Regions from separate parts of the Mus musculus genome. Here region 2 is linked to region 1. Evidence: chromatin loops called from intact Hi-C (ENCODE). Cell type or tissue: left cerebral cortex. All regions are shown on one strand.

The links. Peaks named below come from ENCODE experiments on the same cell type or tissue, not always from the same donor. Only the 100,000 strongest peaks of a DNase experiment are listed, where the experiment ranks them.
Region 2: a loop joins it to region 1, with 3.0 times the contacts of the local background. A loop is called at or near these places in 3 of 42 quality-filtered maps.

Annotation. Positions count from the first base shown.
Region 1 is chr16:96,342,731-96,347,730 of GRCm38, reverse strand. No RefSeq gene overlaps it. Among named protein-coding and RNA genes, the nearest start is that of Gm41510, 6.8 kb to the left of the region's middle. In left cerebral cortex, a CTCF peak has its summit at 2,391 (motif pointing right); a DNase peak (open chromatin) is centred at 2,405.
Region 2 is chr16:95,969,122-95,974,121 of GRCm38, reverse strand. No RefSeq gene overlaps it. Among named protein-coding and RNA genes, the nearest start is that of Psmg1, 19 kb to the left of the region's middle. In left cerebral cortex, no CTCF peak of the experiment used is centred here; a DNase peak (open chromatin) is centred at 3,042.

The DNA of each region.
Region 1 (5,000 bases):
GGTGGCAATAGGTCCTTCAGTACTAATGTTTTATTCATGAATGTCACCTATGGCTCAGGATTAGTCTCAATTTGGAATCTTCTTCATTGCTCAAGAGGACTTCAGTTCATGCCAGAAGCAGCGTAGCGTTCTCTCTCTCTCAGTCTCTCTCTCTCACTCTGTGTGTATGTGTGTGTGTATGTGTGTGTGTATTTTTGTGTGGTGTGTGTGTGAGTGTGTGTATGTATGTGTAGTGTGTGTGTATATGTGGTGTGTGTGTGAGTGTGTATGTGTATATGTGTGTGTGAGTGTGTGTATGTGTGTGTGAATGTGTGTATGTATGTGTATGTGAGTGTGTGTGGTGTGTGTGTGTGTGTGTGTGTGTGTGTGTGGTATGTGTGTTATGTGTGTGTGAGTGTGTACATGTGTGTATGTGCGTGTAAATGTGTGTGTATGTGTGTGTGGTATGTGTGTGTATGTGTGTGTGGTGTGTGAGCATGTGTGTATGTGTGTGTGAGTGTGAATGTGTGAGTGTGTGTATTGTGTGAATGTATGTGTGTATGTGAGTGTGTGTGTGTGTGGTGTGGTGTGTGTGTGTGTGTGGTATGTGAGTGTGTGTATGTGTGTGTGTATGTGAGTGTGTGCATGTGTTGTGGTGTGTGTGTGTGGTATGTGAGTGTGTGCATGTGTGTGTGTATGTGAGTGTGTGTATGTGTTGTGGTGTGTGTATGTGGTATGTGAGTGTGTGTGTGTGAATGTGTGCATATGTGTATGTGCGTGTAAATGTGTGTGTATGTGTGTGTGTGTGTGTTGGGAGGTGTGGTGACACAGTTCCCGCCCCTAGAGCATTGCCAGGCCATTGATCCCCAAGTGTGTTGTTGCCCTGAAACTGATATACTGTCTTTTCTATATTACTTTCAATCTTGCTTTCTGGGGAATATGCTTTCTCCATTACTCAGAGCTAATCACTCCATAATAAACAGATCCAGTTCTCAGGAATGAGGAATGGAGGTGGACATGAGGCTGTGGAGGATGAGGAACAGGCCTTCTGCTTGGCCTTTAAGGCCATGGGAAAGAATCTAAACGACATAACCACAGAGGCCATAGAAGCCTACATGGTCCTTTGTAGAAACAGTTCGCTGCAGAAATAGTTCGTTGTGAGACTTGGCCTTAAAACTTGGAATCGTGAGGAGATACATGTGCCTTTCAGTCCAATGACTGCTGCATTAATTAGCCAGGGTGACCTTGGGGACATCAAGGACAGAGAGTTAAAATGTCTCAATAAGAAAAGGCATGGATAGGAAAAGAAGGGATCTATAGAAAACGAGCAATGATGATGGGTTTATTTTACAGGAGGAAGGTTTGTATATGATGTAGAAACAAATAGCATTAGAAGAAGAGTATATGAGACCCCAGAATTGCCAGGATAGGAAACAAAGGTTAGAGAATTAAAACATGATGTACAAGCGTATAAAACATGAGTATTTTGTCCTCCTAGTTTCTTGAAGGATTGAAGACGACAGTTCCTAGAGAGATATTAGAGAAAGCCTGCTGCTTTACTTACATAAAATTTAAAACTTTGTAAGAACTTATTTAAACCCTAGTAGTCTGTCACCTTTCTGTTCTTACATGAAAACAGTTACTGCTGTTAAAGACTGCTGTCTGCTGTACCAGGAAACCGCAAGAGCTGTGCCCAGTTACCTGTGAAGAACAGGCTGTGTAAAAACCATAGAGAAACATGCTTTTGCTCTGTGTTTAGTTTCTGTTTTAAGGAAGCAGGAATTGGAACTAATGACCTGGGATTTATAGAAATATTATATAAATTTAAGGATTTCAAAAAATATTAACAATAGTGAAACCCTTGATGGTGTAGCTTTAGTAAATAAGAGACTGGATGCAGGCTCTCTGGTCAGGAGAAGGAAAAGGAATGAGAAGAAGGAAGAATGGTGAGACTGGGGTCTTCATGACTGTGCAGAATACCATCTCTCCACTTCCCTGGCTTCATTCTTCAGGTCCTGTGTTTAGATCTCTATAAAGGGGACTCTAATGCACCCATCTAAGTATGAAGCCCCATCTCTGGGCCAACTGCAGTGGCCTGGCCAGGCAGCCTAGAGGACAAGCAGCCACAAGACGCAAGTGCAACAGGGGTTGGGCAGTTTCCTGTGGGCAGGGAAAGAAACCGTGGGGAAAACATGAGTCCATATGGGTTGGTGGGTATTTTCACAGCTGATTGCTTGTCAGTCTGCAAATATGAATCTCGCCTTCTTCCACATCCTGCTTCAAATCCCACTTGTGTCGGGGATCTTCTGAGCCTCCTGGTGCTTTTATGAGTGACGCTACTTCTTCAGCAGGCAAGAAAATGCCACTACCCACCTCTCTTCTGGATCGAGTTCCCCTTTCACCCTAGACGGCCACTAGGTGGCGACAGACCTCACTAACCAGAGCTGTAAGATAACCAGCCTGAGTGCACAGACACACTCAAGACAGCTGAGCTGGCCCGTGCATGAGAAGAAGCTACAGACAGGAATTTCCACGGTGTTGAAAGACACTGGCGCAGGGACCAAGAAGGGAGGACCTGAGGGAACAGCAGGAGGCCTTAGGGAGGGTGGGCATGCCTTTGGAGAACATTTAGACGAGTTTTGAAGGCAGGTTATAGTATTTCGTTTACCGGGATTCTAGTGTTTGGGAAGAAGTCTTCAGGAAACATATTTAGGGGTGTTGTGTGAAGTTCTTTCTGGGGAGATACAAACACCTGCTCCCCCCCATGCCCGAACAAGGCAGCAACAAGCCCAGCTTAGGTTGGCCTGATCCTGCTTATATTCTAATGCTAATATTGGGTCTCCAAGACTGGTTGCCCCAGAGACAGAGAGTCTGCCCTTAAAAGCTAAGTGACCTTGCCCAAGTTATTTCTAATTAGTAAATAAAGATGCCAACAGCCAATAGCTCAGCAGAAGACACATAGGTGGGGTTTAGGTTTCACTGGCTTGGGATCAGAGGGGGATCACAAGGGGGAAAGAAGGTGAAGGGAGGAGGAAGCCGCCATGGGTTAGGTAAGCCATAAAAACATGGCCCTGAGGGCTGGCCAACTGGAGTTAGGAGCACCCCAGATGAAACGTAGTAAATAGTAAGTAATAATTCAGGGTGAGCGATAGAAAGTAGGCTCTAATAACATAGAGGGTAGTTATCCACCCAGCTCTTGTGCTATTTATTGTAAATATAAAGGTTGTGTGTGTGTGTGTGTGTGTGTGTGTGTGTGTGTGTGTGTGTGTTATCAGGGAACTAAATGGTCAAAGGCAGGATACAAACCCTGGGTTGGAATTAAACAATTTCTACAACAAAAGCGCCATCCCACCAAAATTTATTGCACTTACTTAAACATCATGGATTTGGGATTATTTATAGGACACAGGGAACCCCAAAGCAGCCGCTGTTGTGTTTTATAAAAAGATGAGAGACCAGAGACATGTTTGGTAGAGGCAAGGAATGGTATAGGAGAAGGGGGTGACTCTGTGGGCCCACGCTGAAGCATGGGTCCCCCTGTGGTACCAGCCACAAGCTGGTGTAGTATAGAATAGAGTTTATTCAGAGCATGGGGAGGAGGGTTGAGATGGTAGTAGAGACAAAGAAAGGCAGAGGAGGTGGGGGAGAAGAGGCCAGTCATGAGCACATGGGGGGGGGGGGGTGATGGGAAGAGAGAGGGAACAGGAGCAAGGGGACAGAGTAAGAGCAAGAAAAAGAGAGTGAGGAGGGGGCAAGCAGCCCCTTTTATAGTGAGTCAGGCACACCTGGCTGTAGCCAGGTAACTGTGGAGTGGAGTCTAGACTAAATGCCAACAACCATACTTCGGAACATGTTACCCCAACATGATGTTCCCCACAGCTGTATAAATAAAGTCCTTCCCTCCACCTTCCACAGTCCACCCTCTGAGAGCACGAGGTCACTTGCAGTTTGGGCAGAATTAGACACAGTTGACTGGGAAGAACAGGGTACGGTGACAAACTCTCAGGGGACATCGTGAGGAGCCCTCCCCTTGCTCACAGCAGTAGTTACTGTTCTTGGAAGATAACACTCCACCACACAGGTGACTCTGATGCAGTAGTAGTGAATGAGGGGAAGCTGGAGTGGCGGACCATGCGCTCCAGCTGTGCCAACCGTTCCCCTGGATGGTCGTAGGACCATGATAGCTGTGGGGCTGTGGAGCTATGGAGCTTGTCATGGTTTGAATAAGAATGCCCCATAAGCTCATATTTAAATGCTTAGCAGTGTAGCTCTTTGATAGGATTAGAAGGATCATGAAGTGTAGCCTTATTGGAGGAAGTATGTAACCAGGGGTGGGCTTTTCATAAGGCCCACCCCAGGTCTATTCTTTCTGCCCCTCTCTACCAATTAGGAGGAAGTTCTCAGCTACTGCTCCAGGACCTGTCTGCATGCCACCATGTTCCTGCTGTGATAATGGACAAAACCTCTGAAACTGTAGGTTTCAGTAAATACTTCATTTTGTAAGAGTTGCCTTGGTCATGGTGTCTCTTCACAGCAATAGAACAGTGACTGAGATATGGCTTCAGGTCCATGCAGTGGAGCTGTAAGGATGTGAGCTTGTGGGACTGCGGGGCTGCGGGGCTGCTGGTTTGTGAGGCTGTGGGGCTGTGGAGTTGTGGGGCTGTGGGCCTGTGAGGCTGAGGGGCTACAGGGATGGAGGGCTGTGGTCCTGTGGGGCTGAAGGACTGCAGGGCTGTGGGGCTACAGAGAGCCTGTAGGGCTACAAGACTGCAGGGTTGTGGGACTGTGAACCTGTAGGCCTGTGGGACTGTGGGGCCGTGGAGCTGTGGAGCTGTGGGGCTGCAGAGACACATGGATGGAGCCCTGGGTTTCTCATATGTCTGGGGCCATGGAGGTCTTTGCTTCTCCTTGCCACTCCCTTATGCTCTCTTACACATGCCTTTCTCAGGCTCTTCCCCTTCCCTCCTCTCCCTCCTCTTCCTCCTCCTCCTCCCCCCTCCTCACTTCCCTCCTCCTCCCCC
Region 2 (5,000 bases), 370 kb after region 1:
ATCCCCTACTCCCCCCTTCTCTTTTCCCCCTTAAGGACCTATAAAAACTGGGACCCCTTTCCCCTCGAGGTCGACTCCTCTACCCCTGTGTGGGATATGAGTCGTCCCCAGAGCTCTGGCTTTACCCAAATAAAGCCTCATGTGGTTTGCATCAAGCTTGGTCTCTCGTGAGTTCTTGGGGGTCTGCTATTGTCCCGAGACTTGAGCGAGGGACTCCTTTCGGGGTCTTTCAAACCTTCTATAATAGAAAAGACTCATGCTGTCCTGTGGGGAGACCCTGCTAATTAAGGTCTCAGTCTACCATGTCCAGTTAACTCCTCTGAGCTTGGTACAAAATGGAGGACTCCCATTACCATCAGGGCTTACTCTCCTCTGAGACCAAGCTCCGAAGTGGAATGTCTCCATGTCATCAAATGTGGGGCTTCAACATTATCGACCAACGCCCTGCTTCTTATGTGGTCATGTGGCTTCCAGATGTTGCCCAGGTCTGGAGAACACTCAGGAATTTTGATGCATGTTCTCCAGTGGAGAGAAGGCTGGGTATAAGCCACATGTCTGTCCAAGCTCTTTGTAGTGACCTGTGAGATTGTTCATTTATCTATACTGATAACAGTGAGACTTGATATCAAAACAGCTCAAAATGGAAGACTTTCCATGGAGATAAAATAACACATATCTGAATGCTTCAGCTAACTCTTCATTCCACGTCTCTCCACAGGACTCTGTGGTTCGTCAGCCAGCACAGTCTCTTCTCCCACTCTAAAAACCTCAACCTGCTTGCCCTGATGGTTCTCTTTGACGCTGCTGTATGCTCCTCCAGCATTCCTCAAAGCCCAGTTCTCCCAGTGTACTGGCTAGTTTTGTGTCAACTTGACACAGCTGGAGTTATCACAGAGAAAGGAGTTTCAGTTGGGGAAATGCCTCCATAAGATCCAGCTGTGGGGCATTGTCTCAATTAGTGATGAAGGGTGGGAGGGCCCCTTGTGGGTGGTACCATCTCTGGGCTGGTAGTCTTGGGTTCTATAAGAGAGCAGGCTGAGCAAGCCAGGGGAAGCAAGCCAGTAAAGAACATCCCTTCATGGCTTCTGCATCAGCTCCTGCTTTCTGACCTGCTTGAATTCCAGTCCTGACTTCCTTGGTGATGAGCAGCAGTGTGGAAGTGTAAGCTGAATAAACCCTTTCCTCCCCAATTGCTTCTTGGTCATGGTGTCTGTGCAGGAATAGAAACCCTGACTAAGACACCCAGGTTCGGGGAAGGGTCATCTCCAACCTTTACTTTCAAGGTCTTTAATGTTGACCCTACCCTACCCTCAATAGGTCTCAGTATTGGGACCTACTGAGATCAGGCCCCTACTCTGAGCCCAGACTGTATGAAATGGTGATTTTTAGACTGTGCCTTGACCTAGGAGACTCCACTTTGAGGGAGGATGATGACTGCAGTCCCTGGATGGACCTATAAACTGCACTATCTGCAGACACCACTCATACATCATGGACTGATAAATGATTTATTCCTGGCAATAGAAAAGGGTGTATTGGGGTGAGTTGAGAGTGTAGAGGCATGTGGGGTATATCAAAATCATATCTAGAAAATCAGAGCCAAGAACTTATTAGACATGCCATAGAAAGAAAAAGAGTGTAACTCCCTTGACTGGACCCCATACAAAGATGGACATATAACACTAGGATGGCATAACCTCACCAACCTCACACCCAGTGTCATGGTTGGATATGCTTGGCTTAGGGAGTGGCACTATTAGGAGGTGTGGCCTTGTTGGAGTAGGTGTGTCACTGTGGGCATGGGCTTTAAGACCCTCATCCTAGCTGCCTGGAAGGCAGCATTCTGCTAGCAGCCCTCAGATGAACATGTAGAACTCTCAGCTCCTGCACTATCCCTGCCTGGATGCTGCCATGTTCCTTCCTTGATGATAATGGACTAGACCTCTGAACCTGTAATCCAGCCCCAATTAAATGCTGTCCTTATAAGAGTTGCCTTGGTGTCTCATGGTGTCTGTTCACAGCAGTAAGACCCTAACTAAGACACCCAGCATGCGTCAGGGATAGACAGACAGGAAACTCCTGACTCTCCTGGGAGCTTCATCTCAGATCTGACCTCAGCTGTAGCATGCCTGACTGCCTGGATGTCCACCATTGGCCTGTCTGGACCTGAACCTGTCCTTCTCTCTTTTCAGACCCACGTTTGGCTTTTTCCCTCACAGCTGGACTCTGCAGCTCCTGTCACAGCTCCCTCCCCTCCCCCAGCACTGGTTTGGATCATCTTACCAGTACAGATTCTCAGCCCACTTCTAGAGTGTTTTAAACCCCACTACAGCCTCTCTAACTGGTGCTCATTCTGTAAACCACATACGTGCTTATAGATAAATTTATGAGTTACGCATGCTATTTTGACTGATGCTATGAGGAATAATAATAGGACCTGCATGCACCTCAGCAAACTTACTGGGGTAGGTGGTTATCTGGCAATTTGCTATCATTGAAATAACTGAAACTGCAGAATCTTGTGCGTTTCTGTGATAGTTTGGTTTCTGTCTCTGTGATAAACACAAAAGCAAACAGGAAGAGGAAATAATTTATTTGGCTTGCACTTCCAGTCCATCACAGGACACCAAGGTCGGAACTCAAGGCACGAGTTTGAAGCAGAGGCCATGGAGGAAGGCTGCTTGTTGCCTCACAGCCCCTGGCTTGCTCAGCTATCTCCCCCCCTGCCCCCAGCCTCACTTGCTCTGGCCTTGCTTGCTCTGGCCATATTTATTTCATATATGTGGGTACACTGTCACTGTCTTCAGACACAGCAGAAGACAGCATTGGATGCCCATTACAGATGGTTGTGAGCCACCATGTGGTTGCTGGGAATTGACCTCAGGACCTCTGGAAGAGCAGTCAGTGCTCTTAACTGCTGAGCCATCTCTCCAGCCTGCTCGGCTACCTTCTTGTCCAGCCCAGGCCCACTTGCCTAGGGATGGCACTGCCCATAGTGGGCTAGACCTTCCTACATCAGCTAGCAGTTGAGAGAATGCTTCACAGACTTGGCCACAGGCCAAACTGATGGAGGCAGTTCATCAGCTGTGGTTCCTCCCTCTGTGGTGACTCTAAGGCTGCTGGCTAAAGCTAACTTGCCAACTTTGACTCACAAACACATCCCATAATAACCCACACATAACACCCCCATACTTGTTTGTCTCAAAGATCTCAGATGAAACGCAATTCAACTTTAAAAGTCTCATTTATTCAGTAAATTCTGGCATTGTGGAAAAACACAAACACATTTACCATTCCTGAGACAGTATCACCTAATCTCAAATAGGAAGTAAAGAACCAGTCTAATTTCTTCTTCAGTGAGTATGTTTTGGCTTTCATTTTGTATGTGTATTCAGACATAATCATCATTTTAGATTAAAAAAAAAGGGTTTTGTGCTTGTGGTATATGCATATGTTTTTTGGGTATATATATATATATATGTGTGTGTGTGTGTGTGTGTGTGTGTGTGTATATATATATATAGGCATCACTGGGGGGTGGGCTTAGAGGTTTCAAAAGCCTGCAACAGGCCCAGTCTGTCCCTTTCTACCTCAAGCTGACAGATACAAGGTAAAATATCAGCACCTTGCCTCTTGTATGCTGCCAAGCTCCCAGCCATGGTGGTCATGGACTAACCTGAAACCCAACAAACTGTTTCTTCTGTAAGTTTCCTTGGTCATGGTGTCTATTCACACTCATAGAGCTGCTACTAGGATACAAGTTGGTACCAGGGGTTGGGTTTTGCTGTGACAGGCCTGACCATGCTGCTCGTTGGAGGAATGTGGACTTTGGGATGTTGGATTGGGAACATAAGGCGTTGAATGCTGTACATAAGGCTTAATGGTCCACACTAGTAGAACCTTGGAAGATAGATGTGCTGAGAGCCGCCTGGACTGTGGAGGCCCAGTTCAAGTGGTTTCAGAGGGGAACAATAGTAGCAATGGAGCTTGAGACCATTCCTGTGGTGTTTTGGCAAAGAGTGTGGCTACTTTCTGTCTTTGTCCAAAAAGTCTGCCCAAGGCTAAATGGAAGAGTTTTGGATTGCTGTCATTGGCAGATTTTAAGACAGCCTAGCATTGACTGTGCTACATGGTTACTAGTGATTGCTCGGTTTTGGAGGAAGCGTGAAGATGCAGAGGAGCAGGCCTTGGCTGTGGAAGATCCACCTGGATTTCTGTAGTAGGGGATGAGTTTCTTTGGGTACTTATGTGTGCATTTTACAAGCAGGAAGTCCAATTCTATTTCTAACTTCCTCCTCCACAGATAAACATTACAGAGTACATATCACAAAACATTTACATATATTTATTTTTGAAGAATCAATTAAATCGATTTTATCCTTCGTCAGTTTCATGTATAGGATATATCTGGTCCTTTGGAGTCCCGTTCCGCTCTCTCACCTCTCCTCACCCCCTCTTTCCAACAAGGTCCCTCCTACCACCGTGGACATAGTTTTCTTTTAATTTTCAGCAATCATATACTCATGCACGGGCACTTTGGGTCTCAGAAGGACAATTCTCGGGATGTGGCCACTGCACCTGGGTCACAGCTGATGCTCTTTACGACTGATGAGGCATTTGCTTTCTCAACCCTCCCATCTTGGGTAGGAAACTTACTATGATATCTTTGCTGCCCCTACCGAAGTGGCTGGGAATTCACTGCAGAGCCTGAGGGCCAGAGTTCAGTCTTCTGATGACTTCCCTGTGGCAACAAGGCCTCCCCAGAGTCCCTGCAGGCAGCTGGTGGTCCAAGCCTCTCATCAGCTCTGCTGGACAGGCTCACACTCTTATGTTGAATCTCCTAACCTCAGGGTGACTGGATTTGAGGACGAGGTATAATTAAGGTCCAATGAGGCCAGGACAGCGAGGCCCTCGGTGCAGTGGGACTGAGGTTCTTCAGACCTCTCCATACACAGAGGAAGAGACTCTTAGGACATGGGGACAGAGCCACCTGCCTGTTG